Regions from separate parts of the Homo sapiens genome. Here region 2 is linked to region 1. A link is an interaction called in ENCODE POLR2A ChIA-PET data of the cell type or tissue named here. Cell type or tissue: A673. All regions are shown on one strand. Each heading gives the region's core, and the rest is flanking DNA. Links, peaks and the distances in the headings are about the cores only.

The links. ChIA-PET counts read pairs that join two places held together with the same protein. Peaks named below come from ENCODE experiments on the same cell type or tissue, not always from the same donor. Only the 100,000 strongest peaks of a DNase experiment are listed, where the experiment ranks them.
Region 2: POLR2A ChIA-PET joins it to region 1 with 10 read pairs; 3 of 35 experiments call an interaction of 5 or more read pairs at or near these places.

Annotation. Positions count from the first base shown.
Region 1 is chr11:66,407,556-66,423,837 of GRCh38, reverse strand. NPAS4 (neuronal PAS domain protein 4) reads right to left here and starts at 2,803. Exons shown (of 8, transcript NM_178864.4): 1 at 2,484-2,803; 2 at 1,567-1,718; 3 at 1,285-1,387; 4 at 897-1,164; 5 at 606-715; 6 at 125-260; 7 at 1-3. The coding sequence starts at 2,658. RefSeq lists silencers at 1,926-2,220, 1,914-2,228, 14,878-14,937 and enhancers at 2,161-2,757, 5,100-5,600, 5,601-6,101, 9,235-9,753, 9,754-10,272. In A673, for the core only: a CTCF peak has its summit at 5,619; DNase peaks (open chromatin) are centred at 2,077, 4,957 and 5,527; H3K27me3 peaks cover 2,707 bases.
Region 2 is chr11:66,552,353-66,560,352 of GRCh38, reverse strand. ACTN3 (actinin alpha 3) reads right to left here. Exons shown (of 21, transcript NM_001104.4): 4 at 6,222-6,308; 5 at 5,730-5,817; 6 at 5,145-5,223; 7 at 4,986-5,067; 8 at 4,123-4,208; 9 at 3,128-3,220; 10 at 2,424-2,654; 11 at 2,179-2,326; 12 at 967-1,117; 13 at 277-385; 14 at 42-182. Among named protein-coding and RNA genes, the nearest start is that of ACTN3, 9.4 kb to the right of the region's middle. In A673, for the core only: no CTCF peak of the experiment used is centred there; a DNase peak (open chromatin) is centred at 3,202; H3K27me3 peaks cover 2,122 bases.

The DNA.
Region 1 (16,282 bases), core at 1,365-9,364:
TCACTGGAGAGGAGAGAAGAGGCAGCTGGTAAGGGTCCGACGTCCATATCCAGAGCAGTTCCCTGATTTGTGTCTCCTCCATGACGACCTCAGCTGCCCCCTAGTCCCCTGGCTTGTGGCTTACCTGATTGGGTAGTTATTGGCAGTAATGGGTCCCTCTGGACCTTCTGAGTATAACAGGCAGTAAATCCATGCCCAGCCTCCAGTCTTGGCCTGTAGCCTCACCACCATCTCTGCCTGAATATCTCCACTCTCAGCCACTGGGGAGAAAGAAGATGCAGAGTTAGGATGTCCACCAGGCAATTCTACCTACTCCCCACCCTTGGTCACCTCTCCACTGAATTGAGATAGCCGTGACATCCTCTCTTCTGACTACCCTCACCTGAACCACTCAGCTCTCTACCTTGACCTCACCACTCAGAGTCCCCCAGTTCTGATTTGATTATTGCCTTGAATCCTCACCTTCATGTTCACCCTATAGCATCCGAAACTGTTGGCCTCTGTTATCTCCCCAGCATCACTCTTGACTACAGATCATTCTTTGTCTGGTCTCCCATGCCCTTTCCCAGCTTGCTATCTTGTCCCCAGCCTCTCTGGACACTCACACAGGCGGTAGTGTTGAGCAGAAGCGTGGGCCAGGTCCTCGGGGTGCAGCAGTCCATACCATGATTTACAAAGCAGTTCACTGCGCTCAAAGCCCAGGTAGATTAGGACACTGGGAAGGTGGAAAGGGTGAGGTCAGCTTTCTGTTTTCCTTGCTTGATACCCATGCATCTCACTCCCTCCCAGATCCTCTGCCCCCCTAAACCCCATCCTCCCTGCCCCTGACTCCAGAATCTAGGGTCCCTTCATCTCTGGCCTGCCTTTCTCTTGGAATCTGAACACTCCAGGCTTACCTCTCGGAGATGTCCAGTAGAGCCAGGTCTTTAGCATGGCGGCTCTGGAACATGGCCAGGAAGAGCGAGGCAGGGCCAGGGCCAGGGCCAGGACCTGGGCGGGGTCTCGGCTCCAGAGGGGCACAGAAAGCTGTGAACACGGGATTTCCTGCCCAGTAGGCTCCAGGTGGGTGAGCATGGAATCGGCCTCGAATAAGCACGAGTTTGTTGCCTGCACTCTGGCGCCTGAGGGACTTGGAGGTGTTGAAGCGGCAGCGGAAGAGGCGATCTAGATAGATGAAGAGAAAAACAGATAAGAGGGTGAGTGGCTGAGAGAGAGACAGTGGATGGTGGGGAGAAGGGCAGCAGGTGGGAAATTGGACCGAGGAAGGGAGAAGGGAGTCCTTACCAGTGTCCAGGGCAGAGGGCAGGGTGAGTTGCTGGCGCACAGTGAGGTGGTCAGCTGGGTCAATGATGTCGTAGATGCTGTCACCCTGGGCAACCAGGTCCACCTGGAGGGAGGAAAAGAAGAGATGACCATTAGGGAGAACAGCAGGAGCCAATCTTTGATCTACAGTATCTTGTAGGGTATAACCTCTCCCTCCATAGTAATTCCCAGTTCCTCAGGAGTGGAAGGCTCACGGCACCCACTCCATGCCCAGCCTCAGCTGAAAGGACCCTTAGCACTCACCATGGAGTGGCCCAGATGCTCGCTCACACTCTCAGACAGGTAGAGCAATTTCCCCTCGGCTGTGAACACAAGCAGAAAGCCGGGTAGTGCCGCTACGATGTCCTCAAGCTCTTGAGCTGAGAGAAGCCCCGTGGGGCCCGCCAGAGGAGTGCCTGTAGGGCGAGAAGACGTAGTGCGTCAGGAGTAAGACTGGGAGGCAGAGAAGAAGTGAGGAAGGCATGGTCTGAGTTTCAGAGAATCCAGAGGAATTTCTCATGGACCTGCCTCTGCAAACACCTGTTGACCCGCTGCCCGCAGCTCTTGGCCAGGGAACCTGTTGCTGTATCTCCATAGCCCACAAGCCCTCGACTTCTAAAGCGGGGTCGGCTCCTCTCGGCTCTTAATTTCAGAACCGCGGACAGAGCTCCAAAGCGGCTCTGAATTTCAGAACCGCGGACAGAGCTCCGAAGCCGACTGTGGGTTCAGAACCATGGACAGAGCCATACACGGCCGGCGCAGCCGTCAGCACCATGGGCAGCGCCCCGAAGGCGACAGGAGATCCCTTTCAGCACCGCGGACAGTAGCTATGTTCCCCTAGGCTCAGGCAGCTCCATCCCTGCAACTTCCCGGGCTTCCCTCCCCGGCTCCCGGAGCGCTTCTGCACTGGCGGGCACCGAGGCCGCTCTGTCCTGGCTCTTATCCTCTCATAATCTGGTGTTAGGGACACCGTCCAGGCTCTCTAACTCTCATTCAGAACTAAGGTGAGGTCTGGAGGGAGCTCAGGAGGAAAAGTAGAAAGTCCCGAATCTCCCGAGTCCCGAATCTCCCCAGCTCGCCAGCACGCTGCCCTAGACATGCGACAGCCCCAGCGGGTTCCCTCAGCTCCAGGGTCTCCGGCGCCTGGCAGCTCGGATCTGCGGTAGCCCCAGCATGCTCACCACCAGCGAAGAAGACGCCCTTGCGAGTGTAGATGCAGGCGAGGCTCATGATGTGCAGGTAGGACAGCCGGACCTTGTCCGCTTCGGCCAGCGGCAGCAGCTCCTTGAGGTTCCGGATCTCGGCGTTGATCTGGTCCCGGCGCGCCTTGGAGGCGCCCTTGGTGGAGCGGTACATGACCGGCGGCTGCGGAGCTCCAGCTCGGGTGCCCGAGCACCTGCGCTCCCGTCCCGACGCACCGGCGGCTTCCTCCTCCGTGCTTCCCCGTCTCTCGCTCAGGCTCGCTCTCTGCTCTCCTGGGCTCCGCTCGGCTGCGCTGCCCCCCTCGCCTGCCTCACGCCGCCTTATATAGCTCCTGCCAGGCGTGGGGGGCTCGTTTTAGAGCCGGGGGGGCGGGAGAGCGGGAGGCTGGGCTAAGCAAGCTGCAGCGGGAGCCGCTGACTGGGGAGGGGGGCTCCTCCTCCCGCCCGGCTTCCGACGTCATCTCATGACGTAGAATGAGAGAGGGAGGGAGGCGGGCGAGGGGGGAGCAGGAGGCTGCGGAGGGGGCCAAGCCTGGCGGGAGCTGAGCGGAGAGGAAGGCGCTGCGTTAGGAAAGCTTGAATGGAGTGTGGGGACCCTGGCGTCTGAATGCGTTCAGTTGAGGGAAGCGACAGGGCCAGGTTTAGGGCGGCCTGAAGCCCGCGGCAGGAGTCCGCAGAGGGCAGAGAGGGGCCGGCACTGACACTAATTTTTCTGAGGAGTTGAGGGAATGGGGAAGAACAGGGTTGTCTACAAATCCCCCTCGTTACTTGACAGACAAGGTCACGTTCACATGCAGGGAAGGAGGACTTTCCTTGGCCTCCGTGGGACAGGTCACTGCTGGGGTTCCTCTCTGGGGACTATTTAACCTGGGATTCCCTTGGCCATTTTTAGAGAACAAATTCCCGCCCCCGCTTCCCAAATCGGGCCTTGGCGGCTTATCAGGGGGTGTTCATGGGGGTCTAAGTCCCGAGGATGGGTGGAAAGGGAGTCCGGTGGGAAAGGGACCAGCTGAATTTGGCGTTGATCCTGTTTTCCCACAGCCAAGAATAGAAACCAACATCAGCGCTGTAGTCTGCAGTGATTCGTGGTTTCCCTCTCAGCTAATTAACCTTACTGAAGGGGAAACTGAGGCAGGGACGTGGGGGCACGGCGAGGACCTGGGTCTGCACTTAGGCATCCCTTCCCCCCGTTGCCGGCCCCCAAGCGAGCGCTTCCCCCCGCCCTGCTGCCAGCCTCTGTCTCCCCGCGGGCCGGGGGCGGGGGCGGGGCCGGGGGAATCCCAGCTCCATATTAGGACAGGAATCCTCCGGCGGCTGCCGCGGCTGCGGCGGGCGGGGCCTGGCTGCCTCCGCACCGCTCCGGAGGGCTCCCCGCCCTGCCTAGGCGGGCAAGATGGGGGAGCAGCTGAGAAGCGAAGGGGCAGCGCCGGACCCTCCATGACCCCTGCACCTACCAGGGACCCTGTATTTTTGCCAGGTTCCCTCCACCCCTCTCCACATTTGCGCCTCTAAGGCTCCTGGCTCTGCCTCTCCACCTTCAGCTCTCCACTTTCCACCTTCGTTTCTTTTTCTGTCCTTTCATATCCTTTTCTATCCTTTTCATATCCTGTCACCTTTGCCCTATCCCCACCCCCCCACACACCCGCTTTTTTTCTCTTTTCACCACAGATGATTGCTCTCTACAGGGGCGAGGATGTGCCGTTCTTATCCTGGGATTCAATAATGCAAGAAGCAAGTGGGCTAGGGAATGTTCTTATCTGAAATCTCGTTTGATGGAGTAGCTGTGTGCGCATGGAATCACTTAAGTGGCTGGAAATGAGGCCACTTAAAAATTGGAGGGTGGGACTGGGAAGTCCCAGTCACACAGGAAGCATGGAGATGAACTTTGACATCAAAAAGGACAATTTGGGGCCAGGGAACTCTCCGCTCCTCATGGAAAGGGGTGGTAGTAAGAGAGGTAGAGTGGGAGGAGAGGCGGCTGAGGAGAAGTATGTCTTAGAAGAGGTGTACAAGGTGTGGAGACCCTATTCTGGTGTCTTATGCATTTTGGCAGAGGTTGGGGCCATCCTGTGGTCAGTGTCACAGCTGAGGTGGAGGGAACGATGTCCGCTTATCTGTCTGCCACTGTCTCTAACCCCATTGACCTGGATGACAGAGAGATGATTCCTCCTGGACATGGGTCTGTGTTGCTTCTTTCTTCTCAATCTGACCTCTAATGTACCTACCCACCCCTCTCTCAATCTTCCATTTGAACAATCCCTTGATCTTTGGATCCCCTTCCGTATGAAATTCCAGGGGGGTTGTTCCTGTGTTCTTCATTCACTGATGCTAAAGCTGCCTGTGAGGCATTCTGAGTGTCCCCCTCCACAATAAGAGGAGTCTACTGGCTGGGTGTCATGGCCTCCAGCAATCTGAGCGAATCTGCAGTGAAGGAATACTGCGCCGACCGCTGTCCGTGGTGCTGAAAGAGTCACCATGGAAGTCATGCTACGGTTTGCCGGGGACATCGACGTAGGGCTTGGGTACCCACAGGCCTCAGAGTGAGCCTACTCTTTGACTGTCCCCTTATTCTCTGTGAATGAATATGGAGGGTTTGCAGGGGGCCAAGATTTCTGGGCTCTAAGGGTGAAGTAAGCAAGGGAGGAGAACTGGGCTCAGGGGAAGAGCCCCTGGCTTTTTCCAGGAGAATGGAATGGGAAGAAACACTTTGGAAGGGAAGAAGGGTCTAGAAAGGGACAAGGGAGGGGGTAGAGAAGGGCTCATCCTAGTTCGCCCACTCTGATTCAAGTTGAGAAGCTCTGTGTGCCCCAATGTCTCCTCTCCCTAGGCCAGCTCCCACTCCCCTTGCCTCCCACCTCCGTGAAGCTATTTTTAACTGTGCAGAACCAAAAATAGCTTGGCAGCAGCTTCAGGCCGTGGGAGAGGAGCTATTTATATCACCAGTGACGGTTCCGAAATAGCAAGCAGGAGGAGGGGGGCGGCTGGCACACTAGAGAGCTCCTGGCCGCTGCTAAAAATACTGGCAGTGTGAGTCATCCTGGCCTGGCTGAGTCACCCCACTCTCTCCCCCAAGTGGCAGGCAGCAGCAGAACAAGCTAAGAATTAGAAGCCTGAGATGGGGGAGGCATCAGAGCCTGCTGGCTGTGGGAAAGTGGGCAAGGGAGTGAATTGGGAGAGGGGCTTTGGGGTGAGCGTGTAGAAGGAATGGGAGAGCAAGCCTCTCAGCCAAACCTACTGGGCAAGCGTGCAGCATCCTCAGCTATGCACTACTGCTCAAGGATGCTTGGGCAATTGAAGGAAAAGAGCCAGACTCTGTGTGTGTGTCTGTGTGTTTGTGTGTGTGTGTGTTCATTTGACTGAGACTGTGTTTGTGTGTCCTGTGTGTCTGCCTCCAAACCTGTCTGGAGGTGGTTGGATGTCTACATCTCTATCTGTTTGCATGTGTCTTTGTAGCTGCGAGTCTGTACCCCTGTATATCTATGTTTACCTATGCCTGCATCTATGCTTGTCTTTTTTTTTTGTCTCCAACTTCCTATGTTCTGTGCAGTTCTATGTTTGTGCCTGTGTGTATTTATGTCTACAATTTTCCATATGCCTTTCTGTCAGTGTCTGTGTTTGTGTCCATATCTGAGTCTGCTCTGGGTCTTTCAGCATCTGATGGTGTGGTGGGATGTACATGCGTCCCCAGACTCAATATAGCTTCTGTTGCCCTCTCTGAGGTCACCCGTTGAGTTCCTGCACCATCTATATCTTGCTCACCTCTTTCCACCTAACATCTTCTCCTCTTTCCAAAGGCCCCCTAACCATTTGCAAAGCTCTCTTGTTGCATGCAATCTCTAGTAAAAACATGGAGGAAAGGAGCCCCACATGACCTCTCCCTTTTCTCTTGAATCATCCTGAATTCTCCCTGGCCTGCAGGAGTAAGTGGTTTTCCATCACTCCATATTTGGAGAGCTGAGAGAAGAGAAGGGCTTTCTTTAGTTCTAAAAAAAAAAAATTCCTGGTGTGGGCACAGGCATGTGTAGCGCGCATGCACACACACACAGGCGCACATACACATGCACGCACACACACACAACTGAGAGAATGAGAGAGAGAAAAAAATATCAAGGTCCCTTCTTTACTGAGACGAGCTCGCATCTGTTGCCATAGCAACCCACCCACTCCTTCCCCGAAAAATCACCGAGAAGAGGTGATGGCATCGAGGAGGGATTGGCTGATTCCTTTCTTTATTATTTTTTCCGAAAAAGGGTTTTTGTAGCAAAAACAGGCCGTGAGATCCCTTGCTCCTGTCTTGCATAGCTTTATTGGGAAACTGGGGGAGGGGCATCACCCCCCAGCCTTTATCAGAGAAGAGGAGGTGTATCTTTTCCAGAGATTTGGAGGAGGATTACCTCCTGGGAAGGAGTTGAAGGGTGGGTGAGGAATCTGCTTCTTCAGAACAGCATGGAGACTCCTGGCTGCTAGTCTGGAGATTTGGAGCAAGGATCTTGACAGAGGGCTGTCAAAGTGTGATCTTGTCTTGCTCTGGACAAATGTGTCTATGAGAAAGAGAAAGGGGGAGGAAGGGAAGGGAAGTGGGGAGAGACAGAAAGAATATGAATGAATGAATCACTGAATGGGGCTTCAGAGAAAATGACAATATGCCAAAGGATGCAAGCTTGCAGTAGTGGTCAGACCAGACAGGTGGGCAAGATGGTCCAAGAAAGATGCATTGATGCAATTGGTGGTGCTGCAAGTTACCAATGAGACCACAGCTGCAACTACTTAACTTATGGCCATAGGTTAATGTTCCAGAGGAGCACTGAAGCCCATTTTTCATAGTTCTATTCCCAGCCTGAGTCTCCAAGGCCTCCTCCAAAGCCTGGCCACCAGCCACTGCAGCCATATCACTCTCTCAAGTGAACTGTAGCTTGTTGCCAAATGACTGGATGGTGGAAAGAAAGGGATTCCTTGTTTCCTCCCGTGCTTGGCTTGCTACAGAAATGGGGTCACTTGGGGCTCGAGCTTGGAAAGACAGATGAAGAATCTGACCCTGGAGAGAGACACCTTCCTTTCTGGCAGGCTGCTGCTACCCTCAGCAGGCAAGGGCATGGCCAGCTGAGGTTGGCATGGGCAGTGGGTGCAAATCCACTTAACGTTATGAAGCAGAGGGACAAAAAGACTTCAGATTTGCTCTGGCCTGTTAGACACATTCTCACGACAAATCTGGCTGATATCATTATTGTTATTTATATACAGTCTTGCTCTGTCATCTAGACTAGAGTGCAGTGGCCTGATCATAGCTCACTGCCACCTCAAACTCCTGGGCTGAAATGATCTTCTGTGTCAGGATCTCGAGTAGCTGGGACTACAGGCATAAACTACTACACCCAGATAATTTAAAAAAATTTTTTCTGCCCAGGCTGGTCTTGAACTCCTGACCTCAAGCAATCCTCCCACCTTGGCCTCCCAAAGTGCTGGAATTACACGTGTGAGCCACGACACCCAGCCTTGACTGATATTATGATGCTCATTTGATAGATGGTGAAACAAAGGCTCAGAGATAGATAATGACTTAATCAAAGTCACACAGCAAGTCTGGCAATGCTGAGCCTCACCCCTAGTTCCTGCTCCCAACCCAAGCTTTCTCTTTTGCACCACGTGATAGGGCTAGGGTTTACAAACTATGGACTGCAAATCTAGCCACATCTAGCCTGCTGCCTCCTTTTGTAAATAAAGTTTTATTGGAACACAGTCACATTCATTCATTTACTCATTGTCTATGGCTGTTTTCACATTACAATGGAAGAGCTGAGTAGTTGCAACAGAGACCATATGGTTCAAAAAGCCTAAAGAACTTTTTGACACTTTTTACTAATTGATCCTTTAGAGAAAAAGCGTGCCATCCTTAGACCAGAGGATGAGTTCACACCAGGAATATCTCCACTTGTTTCTCTTTCTCACCCAGAAAGCTCTCTTAACCCAGGGTATACCAAGCTATCATTTCAGCCCCCTTTACTGTTCCAAAGGCCATGGAGAAGTAGTGCTCCTGGACAACTTAAAGGAGGAGAGGTGGGAAGCCCAATGGGTCAGGCTCCTTATTGGTTTCCAGCCCCTTTTGTGGCTGTGGAGATGTACCCTCCCCATGCAGGATGATGCTCCACTTCCTGCACCAGGAGTTGGAACAGGCAATGAGGAGGCAGGGTACCCCATTCCATCCCTATTCCGACCCTAGTCTTCAGGACTGCATTTTGGGCAGGGGGGTCTCAGGGCTGGTGATTAACGAATTGTCAGGAAGACAAAATTTACATATGGGAGGAAAAGGAAGGTATTGTGGGATATTGGGCCTCCCGAAGCCTCCAGTCTGACCCAGGGGGGAAGAATCTCTCTATGCCTTCTCAGAGAGGTTGATTAACTTGCCTAGGATCACACAGCTAGAATGAGATAAATCCACAATTGAACCCAGGTTTTCCTGACTTCTACTGTTTTTTTTCTAGGTTGTTCTTTTGAATTGGTGGATTTGAAACCAGGGAAAGGTTTTCTAACAGATTCCTAAGCACCTCCCCATCCTGCGTCCATGGCTCCGCGGTCAGTGCAGTGAGAATAGGAAACCCACGCAGAGCTGGCTTGTGCAGTGACCGTGTTGTCTTCCGCTGCATCTTAGCAAGCTGTTTTCCTTTTCCTGAGGCCTTTTCATTATGCTATCACTCCCTCAATTCTACTTGCACATGAAAGCATTCAGAACATTTTATCTATTTATGGTTATGAAATCAACAAAGCTCATGTAAAGAGGGTGCAGGCTGGCACCCACGCATTGAGACGGCCAGAGCTGGGTGAATGAGCTGAAAGCCAGGAAGGTGAGGGACATAGAACCATGGAGGGGGTGGGAGAGGGAGAGTAGAGCCCAGGTGGGAAAAGATGAAACTTTTGTGGGCAATGTCCTGAAGGCAGGGCTGAGAGAAGAGGATGCAAGGAATGCAGTGAGGAGCAAGTCAGAGCAGCCACATTCCAAGAGGGGAAAGAAACCTAATCAACTAAAGCCACTTTTCAAATGCAGAGCAGCGACCAATACTCTTGACCTGCCCTGGGGAGGCTGGAGGAGGCGGATTTTCCTCACATTCATTTTCAGAGTCCTCTCCACCACCACTCCCAGCTGGCAAATTCTGGCCCTTCTGGTCCTCCAGTGAGGTCCGGGGACCCCCTCAGTGCCCCCCAGCCCCTGTGCTTCCTCGTCACCGCACTCTGCACCCTGCATTGTCCCTGTGTGTTTACTTGGCTGTCTCCCCTACCAGCATCTACAACTGGTCTTCATGTTCCCAGCATCCAGCACAAGGCCTGGCACAGGGCAGGGGCTCAGGCATGTAAGTCATTCATGCAACAAACAGCTGAGGGCAGAGTTTGTGCCAGCCTCTGCAGTGATGTGATGGTGCCCACAGACAGCTGGTCTTGGCCTCATGGAACCTGCAGGCTGGTGAGAGAGCAAGGGGTCCATCCAGCCACTTCAGTGGGATACTGCTGTCAAGGAGGCATGCTGGGAGTTTGGGGAGAGCAAAAGGAGGGGTGACCCTGCCTGAGGAGTTGGCACCGGCCTCCCCAAGCAGGTGCATTTGAGTTGAGCTGCTGGTGGCAAGTCAGTGTTGACTGGGCCAGGCTGTGCTGGGTGGGTGGCTGGGTGGACAGAGGAGTGTGGCCTCATAAATGAGATTCAACACAGTGCCAGGTAGCCACAAAAGAAGCCACTGTAGCTGAGGTTGTGTTAACAGGGACATGCAGCAAAAGTGGAGAGAGGGCAGCCTCTGTCAGGGCCAGGAGGTTTGGCTCTAGGACTTATGCTATGGGTCCAAGCCTAGCCTTGAGCAGAGCAGCCAGTGAGGAGGAGCCAACTGCACCCAGGGCTGTGAGGCAGGGCCCAGGCCATCCCCCAGGCCTGCCTCTGGTAAGCCCTCCAGCCTGTCTGGCCTCATGCACCCCCTTGCCTCTCTTCCAGCTGCATAAGCCTTCTTCCAGTCCCTGGCCTGCCACCCTCCCGGCCGCCACAGTGCTTTTGCACATGCTGTTCTCTCTCCTGGGGTGCTGCTGCCTCTCTCCTCTGCCGAGTTCTTCCTAATTTCCCGTTAGTTCAGCCTAAATATCGTCTCCTCTGGAAAGCCTTCCCTGACATTACCGCTGAGGCCAAATCCTCAGTTACAGGTTTGCAGGCACCCCAGGCCTCTGTTGGCACTTGGTGAAATAGCGATTTAATCCTTTATTTTGGTGAGGAATTTATTGTCTCTTGTCCACTAGACTGTGGTCACCATGGCAGGGACTGTGACTGCTTTGCCCACTGTCAACTCCAGCGTAAAGTGCTTCATAAACATTTGTAAGAAATTTTTAAAAGATGGAAGGAATGGAGAGATGTTCCTCAGAGAAGAGGAGGCTTGAGGAGGTGGTGTGGCATTTGCAGATGTTTGAAGGACCATCAAGAGGCAGTGGGAGAGACACGGTCCACGTGGAAAGGCCAGTGGGAGGGGATGTACCTGAGGCAGGAGAGGGTGGCGGGGGAGGAGAATCTGGGCTGAGTCCTGCCTCCTCCACAGACTGCCTTTGTGACATCGGTCAGTTAAGTGACTTAACCTTTTGTGCCTCAGTTTACCGATTTGTTAAATACAGAAGTGGGGAGAATGATGGCACCCCTATCAAGGGACTGATGTTAGCATTAAAGGAGTTAATTAGTTAAAACACTCAGAAAATGCCTGATGCATAAAAGGAGCACAAGAAATGCTCACATGGCAGAATGTTGGTCATTATCTTAACTTTATGAAAAATATAATTTTGAACAAGGCTATGCAGAGACGGCAGGGGCTGGTTCAGGAGGCAGCACATGTCCTGGCACTGCAAGTGTAGAAATAGCCTGGGTACCCACCGGCAGCTTTGATCCAGGCCAGGTCTGAGAGCACCAGATGGAGTAAACCAGGCTAAGGCTGCAGCCTGGAGAAGTGGAGGGATGCACATAAAGTGCCCCTCAGGGCTCTGGCTCGGGCCCCAGCAGGCTCCTTCCCCGGGCAGCAGCTGCCCCCTCCACTGCTCACCAAAGCCAGAGACGGAGGTCCCGGGCCGGGCCCAACACACCCTTCTGGTGCTCAGCAGCCCAGCTCCCCTTGCCATTCTTCCGGAAGCCAACCTGACCATGTTCTTCCCAGCTTAAGACCCTTGTGGCTCCCATTATCTCCCATTACTAAAAACTCCTCCAGGCTGGCACCTCCTTTCTTCCCCTTCCACCAACAGATACCTCAGCCTCCAGAGGCTCCAGCTTCAAGTCTCTCCTTGTTACTATCAGGGCACAGCTCGTAACATAGGAGTTTACAGATGAGGCACCTACCCACACCTTGTGTACCTGATGAGTGTATTAATTCATGAAAACCTCACAGCAGCCCTATGACATGCCAGCCATCATTACTCTCACAGGCCCTGGGCCAACAGAGAGGAAATCTACAGGGAACAGTCCGGGGGTCCCAGGAAAGACTGATGGGATTTAAGGCTCCAGTGGTCAGAGAAGGTCAGGGACTGGGCCGAGGGGCAACAAAGAGGAGACCCCCACGAGCAGGGAGAATGGTGCTCCCCATGCTGGGGAACGCGGGAACCACAGGGAGTTGGGTGAACCATGGTGAGCAGGGGAGAGTGACCCTTACGGCTGCTGATGGAGCAGCTTCTGAAGCCAAGAAGGGCTGAGCACTGGTGGGAGGGGAGGAGCACCAGGAAGCTTTGGTGGAAAGGACCATCAGGTTGAAGGGAAAGCCCCTGAATTGCCATCCCTGACAGGCTGTGAGTTGGGAGAGCCTTCTGCCAAGGAGTCCAAGGTCCAGGAAGAAGACGAGCTGAGCTCAGTCTAGATGTCAGCGGATTATGTTTGGTGCAGGGGAATAGTTCTGAATAGGAGCAGCAGAAGATGCAGATTCTGTTCCCAGCTCTACCACTAGCCTGCTGGGCGTGTTCTGCAAACCTCTCTCCCTCCCTGGGCCTCAGTTTTTGTATTTGCAAAATGGCAGTGGGTCAGACCCCTTAGCCTCAAAGGGCCCTCCCAACCTCTGGCACTTGAGCATCTCTGAGCCTGCTGGGCCACCTGTCCCAGTGCCTCTTGGGCTTTGGAAGTTGAATGCTGCAACCCCAAGCCCCAGTTTCAGGTAGGGATGAGCCCATTGCCCAATGCTGGGGTCCGAGTGGGCCTGAAGGCTCCCAGAGGACCACGTTCTCAGCCCTGGATGGGCAGGGACCCTGGAGACCTGGCCTGTGTGGACACAGGGGAGTAAGTACTGGGACTGAGCCTGTAGTTTTGCTTCTTCCACCCAACCCGTTGGGGGTCGTTCTCACAGCTTGGTGCTGGGTACACCAGGGGACTCACCATTGGAGGGATCCGATGGGTTCCAAGGTGCACAAAACAGACCCCCAGGTCATCCTCAGGTGGTCTACACAGCCTGTGGCTAAAGCAACTGCTGTCTCCAGCACTTCTTAGCTTCAGTCTGGTGAAAGGAAGAAAGTCCCCTTGGCAGTGTCTTACAGGCAGTCATAGAGGGACCCCACAGCCTGGCCAAAATGCTCAATTTCAGAAAATCCCAGACTCATAATTGGAGTGACGGCCCTTGAAAGATGGTCTTGGATGACTGAGACCTAATGCAGAGAGTGGAGTGACCCCAGTGACACACGGCCAGCACTTGGTGGAGGTGGACCCGGACCAGGTCCTTGGTTCATGGTGCAGTGGCCATGTGGGCCTCCCACAGGCTGTCCTCTGGGGCCCAGGTGCTGAGGAGCCTGGGCCAGGAGGCAGAGCTGTAGGTCCTAGTCTTAGCGGCACCCTGACTTGCTGTGCGACCTTGGCGAATTGTGTCTGAGGGCCGCCTGAGTCTCCCCCTCTGCACTGAGGGCTTGGCGCTGGGAGCAGACGCTCTGTTAAAGCACCATTCAAGGTCCCAGAGCTAGGCGCTGGGAGTGGACGCTCTGTTGAAGCACCTTTCAAGGTCCCAGGGCTGTACCAGAGCAGGAACTTCTCTCCTTGCCACCCTCGGAGCCCTCAAGTGCTGCTTGTGTGTTCGGCTCCACCTCTGGGTCCCCCATCCCGGTCCAGAGACCAGCCCAGAGATGTCTGGAATCCACGCAGCTCCTTGAGAATGGTCAGGCACTTCTCAGCTGCCCTCCCAGGTCCCGGTCAAACGCCTCCAGGAAGTGCTGCAGGGAGAGAGCAGAGGTCAATAGGACCGGGCAGGGGGTCCAAAGGGCTGGGTCCACTTGACTCTGGGGAGCCCTGCCGGACCCCTGCAGGCCACACCTACATCCAGAGGCCAATTGGTCCTTGTAGGCAGTCTGGGGAAATGTTTGGTTCCAGAAAGTTCCAGAGCTGGTGGCTGCAGGAATCCTTCAATGGAGGCGATGTTTGCAAGCAGCAGCAACCTAGTTGGTTGGTCGTGGAGTCCGTGGCATCCAGAAGCTTTTCCAAAAAGTCCGCCCAGGTCCAGACTGTGCTGGGGAAGGAGAGGCAGCTGGTGCCATGACAGAGGTGTCCAGCCCCTCTGCTTGGTGCAGGGCAGGGGCTGGATACTGGCACACGGGGCTGGCTATGCTCAACCATAAGGAATGCCTTGACCTCTGGCCAGGAGGTCAGCATCTGTGGGTTCTGGCCCATGCTCTTCCTCTAGGAACGTGCCATGTGGCCCTAGTCAATCACTACTTTTCTCTGGGCCTCAGTTTCCCTTCCAGTTTAAGGAGGGGGTTGGAGCAACTGGTAAGGGGCTTTCCCAGGATCCTAACTCTGCTCCAGGCTGAGCTCAGGGAGAAAAAGTTTAAGGGGTCGGGGGCGCCTGGAGGGAGGCAAAGGTCTCCAGGGTCCCATGGTGGCCCCAAGGGTAGTGAAGTCCTCACCTGGTGTTTTCACCCTGTGGCCTTGTCCAGAGAGGATCCCCGAAGGCGCTAGGCCTGGCATCTCGTTTCTTTCCAAGGTTTGGACAGAAGTCTCCCCTGTTGGAGGAGCAGGGCGGGGGCGAGGGGCAAGGGCAGGACTTCCCTTCTCCCTGGTTGAAATGTCTCCATAGAGGGTGGGGGGCGCTAAGATGGGGGTGGTGGGGGCGTGTGGCGCCGGGGACTCCCCGGCCCGGCGCGGGGCTCGCGGCTCGGGGGCGGGGGCAGCTCCCAGGCTCTGGTGGAGCCGCCACTCCGCCAGTTGCCTTAAAAAGGCGCCAGCGCGCGCGCATCAGCAGAAGGGCTGCGGCTCTCTTCCAAATTAGGCAAGAATTGGGAGGCCGCGGGAGACTAGCTGCGAGAAGAGCGCGGACGTCACCCGGGGCCTCCCTCTCCCTCCCGCTCCCCGCGCCTGCATCACGTCCCCATGGCAACGGCGTGCCTCGGCGGCGATGAATGAGCCACTGCGAAGACCGGCGCGCGCCGAGATGCGCGCCCCCTCCGCCAGGCGTCACGGCCCCGCGGCTGCCCAGGGTAAGGGGGTGCAGCCCGGCGCCCGGAGGAAGGGATGCCCCACTCAGATTCCCAAAAGCCCAGGACCCATTCATTCCCAGCTGATCTTGTTGTGTCCCGGGAGCCCGGGGAATACTCCGTCCAGGGGTCCTTGACCCTCTGGTTCAGGGCTCCCTGGCTCCCAAGGCCCCCCTTACCCGGTCTCCGCTCTCCCCCGGTCAGCCCTCTGCTCCCCAAAGCCTGCGGCAAACCAAGCATTGTGTGGCTTAGCGCCACCGCGTGGCCGATTGTGGGGCTGCGGCGGGCGTGCTTGGCGGCTGGAGTCCCGCCGTCTATGTCGCCCTCTGGCGTCTGCAAGAGGGGAAGAGCATAAAAGAACTCAGCAATTTTCACACCAGAACCCTGATTAACGCGGGACTCATTCTTACCACTTAGGATTAACTTGTGATCAATCACACTTGTGATTAACGTTCAGCGAGCGCGCTCCATGTGTTAGGCACTTGCTACGTGCTTTCCTCGTATTACTCCATTCTCACAGCAACTCTGTAATGCAGAATATTATTATCATTTTATTTTACTTATTTTTTGAGACAGGGTCTCACTCTGTCATCAAGACTGGAGTGCAGTGGTGCGATCTCAGCTCACTCCAGCCTCTGTCTCCTGGGTTCAAGCAATCCTCTCGCTTTAGCCTCCTGAGTAGCTGGGATTACAGGCGCGCACCACCACACCCAGTTAATTTTTGTATTTTTAGTAGAGATGGGGTGTTGCCATGTTGCCCAGGCTGGTCTCGAACTCCTAGACTCAAGCAATCTGCCTGCCTCAGCCTCCCAAAGTGCTGGGATTACAGACGTGAACCACCGCTCCTGGCCTATTATCATTTTAAAGTGAGAAAAACTGAAGCCGAAAGAAGTTGTGGCTTTGCCTAAGATCCCATAGCAGCACGGGGCAGAACGGCCTCCTGCACTCAAGACTGTGAAAAGTGCTCTTGGGCCCTTTCACTTCCACACCCCTTGTCTCTTTTGACCAGCCTCACAGTCTCTTGAGATAAGCAGGACAGTGAGCATTAAAATCATTCCCATGTACAGATAAGGAGACTGAGACTGGGAGAAGTGAAATGGTTTTCCGGAGGTTTCAGACAGCCAAGGGTGGAACTCAGGTCTCTGGGCCTCTGACCCAGAGCTTTTTAGGATGAGGTAGCAGGGTGAAAGTGAGTCCAACACATCTCTGTGAGCCCCTGCTCCTTAGGATGAACGAAGGAGCCCATCCTAAGCTACTCCACCGTTAACAAACCAAGCAGCCCACAGTCAGGAGAGGGTCAGGGGGTCTCCCTATCTTCCAGCGTTTTGGGTGTTCATAGG
Region 2 (8,000 bases), core at 1-8,000, 140 kb before region 1:
TTCCTGTCATCCTATCCATCCCCTGCAACCCTGGCACCCACCTGGGTCTCCTCCACAGAGTGTACCAGCCACACGTCCTGCAGGTCCTCCACGGCACCATCCAGCCAGTTGTTGAAGGGCGCGGCCCGCCGGGCAAACTCCAGTTGCAGCCGGTCAATGGTCTCCAGGAGCTTCTCCATCCGCTAGAGGTGGGAGGCGTAGTGGGTCAGAAGCCTGCCCTGCAGACCTGGCCTCACCCACCTACCCACCCCCCAGCTCCCCGGCCCCCAGCCCCACCTCTAGCGCATCCCGCCTCTTCTGGGTCAGGGTGCCCAGGTTGTCCCACTGATCGCAGATGGCCTGGCAGCGGCTATTCACTGAGGCTGCCTCGTGGTAGTCCAGCTCACTGGGAGCGAGAAGTAGGGCGAGTGTGGGGCCAGCCCCAGCCCAGATGTCCTAACTGCACTCCCAGGGCTGGAACCTGCTCCCCGGATGGGGGTGAAGGCGTGCGGGAGCCAGGGCAGGTGGTGGGTAAAGCTGGGTGCTTTCCAAGAGGGGCGGTACCAGCGCATCCCTCTGGGCAGGTGGGCGCCCGCGGGTCCTTAGCTGCAGTCCATGGAGGTGCTTGGGTGGAGGGGCGGGGTTGCGCAAGAAGGGGCGGGTTCATGGGAGGGGGTGGCCAGGCCAAGGCTGATGGGGAGGGTTTGGAGCAGTAAGCCGGGTGAAGAGAGCGGGCAGGTTAGAGGGCAGGTCACGGAGTGAGACAGGTCAAGCGCCAGTGGGAAGAGTGTGAGCAGCAGAGCGGGGTCCGGAGGTGGGGGTGGGGTTCCAGGAGGGGCGGAGCGAATGGGACCTGGGTACCACGGCGGGGTTACAGAACCCAGGAGAGCCTAGTGTCTTGAGAAGGGCAATGGGGATCAGGGTGGGGCTCGCCACCGGGGGCGGGGCCGGGGGTGTTGGGGGCGGGCCCCGCGAGGCCCCGCCTACTTGAGCTCCTGGGCCAGCGCGGCAATGTGCTCCACGCGGTCCTGGTGCGCCGCCAGGTCGCTCTCAAAGGCCTCGTGGCGCCGCAGCAACGCCCGCACCTCCTGTAGCAAAGCCGAATCGTAGTCGCGCTGGCTCAGCATCTCCTCCTTTCCTGCTCAAAGAGATGCCGGCTCCGGTCACCCAGTGGCGGCAGGGGCAGGGGTGCGCGGCGGGCTGCGTGACCATGAAGCCTCATCTGCTAAGGTGGCGATCGCACCGGCCTAGCTCGTCCTAGGGATTTGCTCTGCGGCGTCGGTGTAATAACGTAGGTGAAAGTCCTCTTCCGTGGCGTGATCCGCAAATGACATCAGCGTCCCCTGAGCGAGCTACGTCCAGGGGGCCCTTGGTACAGTTTTAGCATAATTTGACCTTAAAATAGCTCTCAACGATTCTGTAACCCCCATGAGCCCCTGACCCGGCCTCCTTTGTTCACTACAGAAATCCTCGACAGAACAATGAATGGATGTTTCTATCCAGAGTAATATATTTGACTCGTGCAATATTTTAGCGTCAGTATACTTTGAGTATGACATAAGTGATGTTAGGGTGAGGAATGGACTCACCTTTGAACACCTGACACATATAAAATAAAATGCTAAATTGAATTAATCAGAGCAGATCTACAGAAGACCAGAGCAGGGCTGGGGGGTGAGGGGGAAGGCTGAGTTTATAGAAAACAGGCGGGTGTGCGGTGGCTCATTCCTGTAATCCCAGCACTTTGGGAGGCTGAGGTGGGTGGATCACTCGAGTCCAGGAGTTTGAGACCAGCCTGGGCAACAAAGTGAGAACCCATCTCTACAAAAAGTACAAAAAGTTACTGGGCGTGGTGGTGCACGCCTGTGGTCCCAGCTACTTGGGTGGCTGAGGCAGGAGGATCGCTTGAGCCTGGGAGGCAGAGATTGTAGTGAGCCGAGATTGTACTAGCCTGGGCAATAGAGCAAGACTCTGTCTCAAAAAACAAAACAAACTGTGGTCCACAGAGGGGCAGTGGCCAAAAGAGAGGCCTAGGTTGCACCACAGCAAGTCAGGGTGGGACTAGAAATCCAGTCTCTGGCTTTCCTGCAGAGCACCTACCCTTGTCCTGTGCATTTTGCCAAGAACCTCCCCTCCTGCCCCTGCACACCAATCTCCACCCCAAGAGACAGTCCAGCCCCATGAGGTAGGTCTACCTACCCCGGGTCCAGGCTTCGTGCAGGGAGGCCTTCTGCCGGAACTTCTCAGCCAGGTGCTGGAGTCGCTGCAGGCGCCGGATCTCCGAGAGCAGCCAGTCCTCATAGCCCTTTTCCACCTGCTCCAGCCCCCGCCAGGCGTTGGCGATGTCCTGTGGAGCAGGCAGGGGTGCGCTCCATCACGGTTTGCCCATTGTACAGATGGGATACGGACCTCAAGGTCACCTAGGGAATGTGTGTAGAGCTCACCGAGACCAGCTTGCCCTCGGAGGGCATGAAGGCAGGCCGGTGGCTGAGCCGCAACTTGGTCTGCAGTGTGTTGAAGTTGATCTCCAGCTGGCACTTTTCCTGAATGCGGGGCGGCTTGTGCAGACGCCGGTAGTCCCGAAAGTCCTCTAGTTTGCGCTGCATGGCACTCATGCTGGGCTCACCCACACGGTTCTCCAGCCATGGGACAGTGCGGCGGATCCACTCCAGCAGCTGACAGGGCCAGGCAGGGGCAAGGCAGACAGCTCTGCGCTGACCTGCCCAGCTCACCCACCCCTCTCCACCCACACCCAGGCTGTGGCCAGAGTGTAGGTGGGGGTGACTTTGACAACTACGAAAGCAGGATGGGGTAGTCCCCACAAGTCAGAGAAGAAGTGGGATGGTTGATTTCTGAGTCCAGGGGCTAGTATAGGTTGGCACAGAGCAGAGGGCCATGTGACTACTTAAATACAAGTGAATGGATCGATGCAGAAGTAAATGGATGAATGATGAGTGAATCAATGACTGACAGGAGCATGGGTTGGCAGAAGGGCAGGTGATGGGTGGGGATGGACAGGAGGAGGCTGGGAGGAAGCCAGGGCTACTCTGAGCAGAGGGAGGCTCTGCAGGCCCACGCTTGGGGTTAGCAGGGTTGGGAGAGCCAGTAGGGCTGGGGTGGGGAGAGCACGGTGGGAGCCCAGCCTCACCTCACTGGCAAGCTTCTCATACTCCTCCATCAGCTTCTCGTTTTCCTGGTTCACTGCCAGCACCTTGCAGATCCTGTTGGCAGCTGTCTCTGCCTGTGGGGGGAGTGGGCAGAAGGCTGGCATTAAAGCAAATTGCTTCTGTAAAGCCCTTAAAACCCAGAGCCCCGCCGAGCGCGGTGGCTCACGCCTGTAATCCCAGCAGTTTGGGAGGCCGAGGCGGGCGGATCACGAGGTCAGGAGATCGAAACCATCCTAGCTAACACGGTGAAACCCCGTCTCTACTAAAAATACAAAAAAATTGGCCGGGCGTGGTGGTGGGCGCCTGTAGTCTCAGCTACCTGGGAGGCTGAGGCAGGAGAATGGCGTGAGCCTGGCAGGCAGAGCTGGCAGTGAGCCGAGACCGCCCCACTGCACTCCAGCCTGGGCGACAGAGCAAGACTCCGTCTCAAAAAACAAAACAAAACACAAACAAACAAAAACAGAGCCCCCAGCTGGGCGTGGTGGCTCATGCCTGTAATCCCAACAGTTTGGGAGGCTGAGGTGGGTGAGTTACTTGAGTCCAGGAGTTCGAGACCAGCCTGGGCAACATGATGAAACACTATCTCTACAAAAAATACAAAAATTAGTCAGGTGTGGTAGCACGTGCCTGTAGTCCCAGCTACTGGGGAGGCTGAGGCAGGAGGCTGAGGTCAAGGCAGCAATGAGCCGTGATCACGCCACTTCACTCCAGCCTGGATGACAGAGTGAGACTCTGTCTCAAAAAACAAACAAAGAATGGAGTCCCTGCAAATTGGGAAAGGGATTGGGGGAGCACGGCTCTTAGGTAGGGAGTGAGTTTCCAAACCAGGGTCCTCTGCTCCTGCTGAAGACTGAGTGTGTGCAGCTGGCACAGTGGCACTCCAACCTCCGTGGTCTGGCGCCTCCAATGTTGGACTACAGCCAAGGTTGGGCCCTTGGGTCCACAAGCCCAGGCAGCAGCAGTTGGGCCGCCTTACCTGCTCAGCCCCGGCAAAGGCATGGTAGAAGCAGGACACATAGGTCATGATGGCCTTCTCATCCGGCTTTGGGGTGTTCACAATGTCTAGGGGAGGACAGCACGGTGTCTACTGGCCAAAGCCAGGGGTCCCTCCCCAGGCAGAGAACTCTCTCTGGGTGGGAGGGCTGGAAGCATCCAGTCATGGCCACCAGCAGCCAGCCACCCAAGCCCAGTGTCTTCTCTTCCTTGAAGCCCTCTCTCCTTACCCCAGGGCTCAGCAACTTCCCCATCTCCCCACCTTGGGGTGAGCAAAGTGTGAGGGACTGGGTGGGTGAGTGTGAGTGGGCAGCCACTGTGGCCCTCGTGAGGGACTGGTCCACGCTGTCTCATGCCTTGAACTATCCTATACCTCCCTCGGTCTGTGTGTCTTTCCCCCAAGTCCACAAGCTCCTCAGGGCAAGAAAAAGTTCTTCTCCAGCAGTGCCCACACAGCCTGGGCATCATGCATAGTAGATGCTCAGAAAGTGTTTGCTGCTTCAGTTGACTATTGCCTTGCCTAGGCATGGGGACCACAGGCAGGACGTGCCCCAGGGGAGCTGCCAGTCTTGGGGGACCAACATCCCAGGTAACCCAGGTAACTGGGATGTGAGGCAGAAGGTAGGGCCATTACATAGGGGAGAGGTGGCAGAGGATGGTCCTCTTTGGGGGATGGGGCATGGGACAAGATAGAGGACTCCTGGAGAAGGGGGACTGTGACCAGGGAGTGGGGTGGGGGTGGTCGGAGCATCCCAGGAGGAGGAAAGGGCCGTGCAAAGGTGTGGAGGTTGTACCAGGCCCAGTGTGGAGAATGTGGGGTCTTCCCCTGGGCTAGCTCACTCTCACCTTCTGCATCCAACATCTTGGGGATGTCCAGGTATTTCTCTGCCACCTCAAAGGCAGTGTTCAGGTTTCCGATGGGGTCATCCTAGAAGGGTGTAAGGGAGGAGGGTGAAAGGTCAGCTGCAGGCAGAGGCCTTGGGCTGGGGTGGTGGGGGCCTCTACCTTTCGCAGTTTGGCGTAGTCGATGAGGTCAGGGCGGTGTCGGTGGATGAGGGCACAGAGGGCCAGGCCATCCTTCCAGCTGGACAGAGAGAAGAGGGGGGTCAGGCCTGGGTTCAAGCTGGGGCCCCGTTCTCCCCTCGGCCCAGGAGCACCCCCCAGAAGGACAGCCTCATCTGTAAAATGGAGTAAAGTACAAATCCCTTAGCTTGGCGTTTGAGGCCCTTCATGACCAGATCTGGACCATCTCCTGCTAGCTCATCACGATTCCGTCACACACTCATGCTTAGGCCCGACCAGTTTCTAAATATTTTTGGCCTCCAGCTTCCCTCTGGCTGGAATGGCCTTCCAGGGAAGTCTCAAACACTCCCTCCTCCAGGAGTTACTGGAACCCTCCTGGATTCAATTCCATTCCACTCAACAGTTACTGAGCCCTCTTTTCAGACACTGTTCCAGGAACTGTGACCTTTCCTTCCCTGTGGCTTGTGACAGAGACCAGCTCAGTGCCCTTCACTGACCAGGGAGGGCTCCTCTCTATGCCCAGTACCCCACAGAGGCCCAGACACATTTGGTAACCACCTGACAGACCTGGTGTGGAAGTTCTGCACGTTGACGTTGCGGTACGGTGCTGTCTTCCTCTGGCACCACAGAAGCAAGCCTTCCTTGGCTGAGGTTTCTGGGTCGGGGGGAGGTGGGAGGATTCATTGGGAAGGGGTCCAGGTCAGCCCTCTCACACTTCTTTTTTTTTTTTTTTTGAGACAGGGTCTTGCTATGTCATCCAACTGGAGTGCAGTGACACGATCATGGCTCACCGCAGCCTCAACCTCCCAGGCTCAAGCGATCCTCCTACCTCAGCCTCCCTAGTATCTGGGACTATAGGCACATGCCACCATGGCCAGCTTTTTTTTTTTTTTTTTTTTTGGTATTTTTTGTAGAGATGGGGTTTCACCATGTTGTCCAGGCTGGTCTTGAACTCCTGGGCGATCCTTCAAGTGGTCTGCCCGCCTCGACCTCCCAAACTGTGGGGATTACAGGCCCCAGCCACTGCACCTGGCCCCAACCTCCTTTCCCATTGCTCACCTTCCACAGAGATGTCCTGGATGGCGAAGCGAAGGATGATGGTCCAGATCATGCCCAGGGTCATCTTCAGGTTCCCGTCAACAATCTCTGCAGGGCAGGGGTCAGGGGACAGATTTGCCTGGCATTCAAGGTCTGTGCTATCTGGCCTCAGCTTACCTTCCCCTCTGATCAGCCCTCTGGCCCTTGTCTCCCATTTCAGGGCTGGCACCTAGTAGGTGAGCACCTAGCAGGTGCTCAATAAGCATCTCTTTTTCTTTTTCTTTTTTTTTTTTTTTTTTGAGATGGAGTCTCGCTCTGTCACCCAGGCTGGAGTGCAGTGGCGCAATCTCCGCCTCCCAGGTTCACACCATTCTCCTGCCTCAGCCTCCTGAGTAGCTGGGACTACAGGCGCCCACCACCACGCCCGGCTAATTTTTTTTATTTTTAGTAGAGAAGGGGTTTCACCATGTCAGCCAGGATGGTCTCAATCTCCTGACCTCATGATCTGCCTGCCTCGGCCTCCCAAAGTGCTGGGATTACAAGCATGAGCCACCGTGTCTGGCCTCTTTTTCTTTTCTTTTTTTTTATTATAATTTTTTCCCATGGAGTCTCCCTCTTTGCCCCGGCTGGAGTACAGTGGTGCAATCTCAGCTCACTGCAACCTCCGCCTCCTGGGTTCAAGTGATTCTCCTTCCTCAGCCTCCCTAATAGCGGGGACTACAGGCTGCACCACCAAACCCGGCTAATTTTTTTGTATTTTTAGGAGAGATGGGGTTTCACCATGTTGGCCTGGCTGGTCTCGAACTCCCGACCTCAAATGATCTGCCCACCTCAGCCTCCCAAAGTGCTGGGATTACAGTCGTGAGCCACTGCACCCAGCTGCATCTATTTTTTGGGGGGTGACAGAGTCTTGCTCTGTTGCCCGGGCTGGAGTGCAGTGGCATGATCTCAGCTCACTGCAACCTCTGCCTCCCTGGTTCAAGCAATTCTTCTGCCTCAGCCTCCCGAGTAGCTGGGACTACAGGTGCATGCCACCATGCTCAGCTGATTTTTGTATTTTTAGTAGAGATGGATTTCACTGTATTGGCCAGGCTGGTCTCGAACTCCTGACCTCATGATCTGCTTGCCTTGGCCTCCCAAAGTGCTGGGGTTACAGGTGTAAGCCATCACCCCTGGCCCGCATCTATTTTTTTGTTTAGTTGGTTGGTTTTGGGAATTTTTTGAGATGGAGTTTTCTCTTTGTGTGTGTGTGTGTGTGTGTGTGTGTGTGTGAGAGAGAGAGAGAGAGAGAGAGAGAGAGACAGAGTCTCTCTTGTCACCCAGGCTGGAGTGCAATGGTGCAATCTTGGTTCACTGCAACCTCCGCCTCCCAGGGTCAAGGGATTCTCCTACCTCAGCCTCACGAGTAGCTGGGATTACAGGCGTGCGCCACCATGCCCAGCAAATTTTTGTGTTTTCAGTACAGACAGGCTTTCACCATGTTGGCCAGGATGGTCTCAAACTCCTGACTTCAGGGTGATCCATTTGCCTTGGCCTCCCAAAGTGCGAGAATACAGGGGTGAGCCACTGTGCCTGGCCAAGATGGAGTTTTGCTATGTTGCCCAGGCTGATCTCCAATTCCCGGGCTCAAACAATCCTTCCGCTTCAGTCTGCCAAGTAGCTGAGACTACAGCGCTACCATGCCTGGCTTGTTATTTAGCAATTATTTCACTAAACTCTTACTAGGGTTTGGGGGCTGAGCTGGCACTTTGGGTATATTGGCTTTTCTTTCTTTTTTTTTTTTGAGACGGAGTCTAGCTC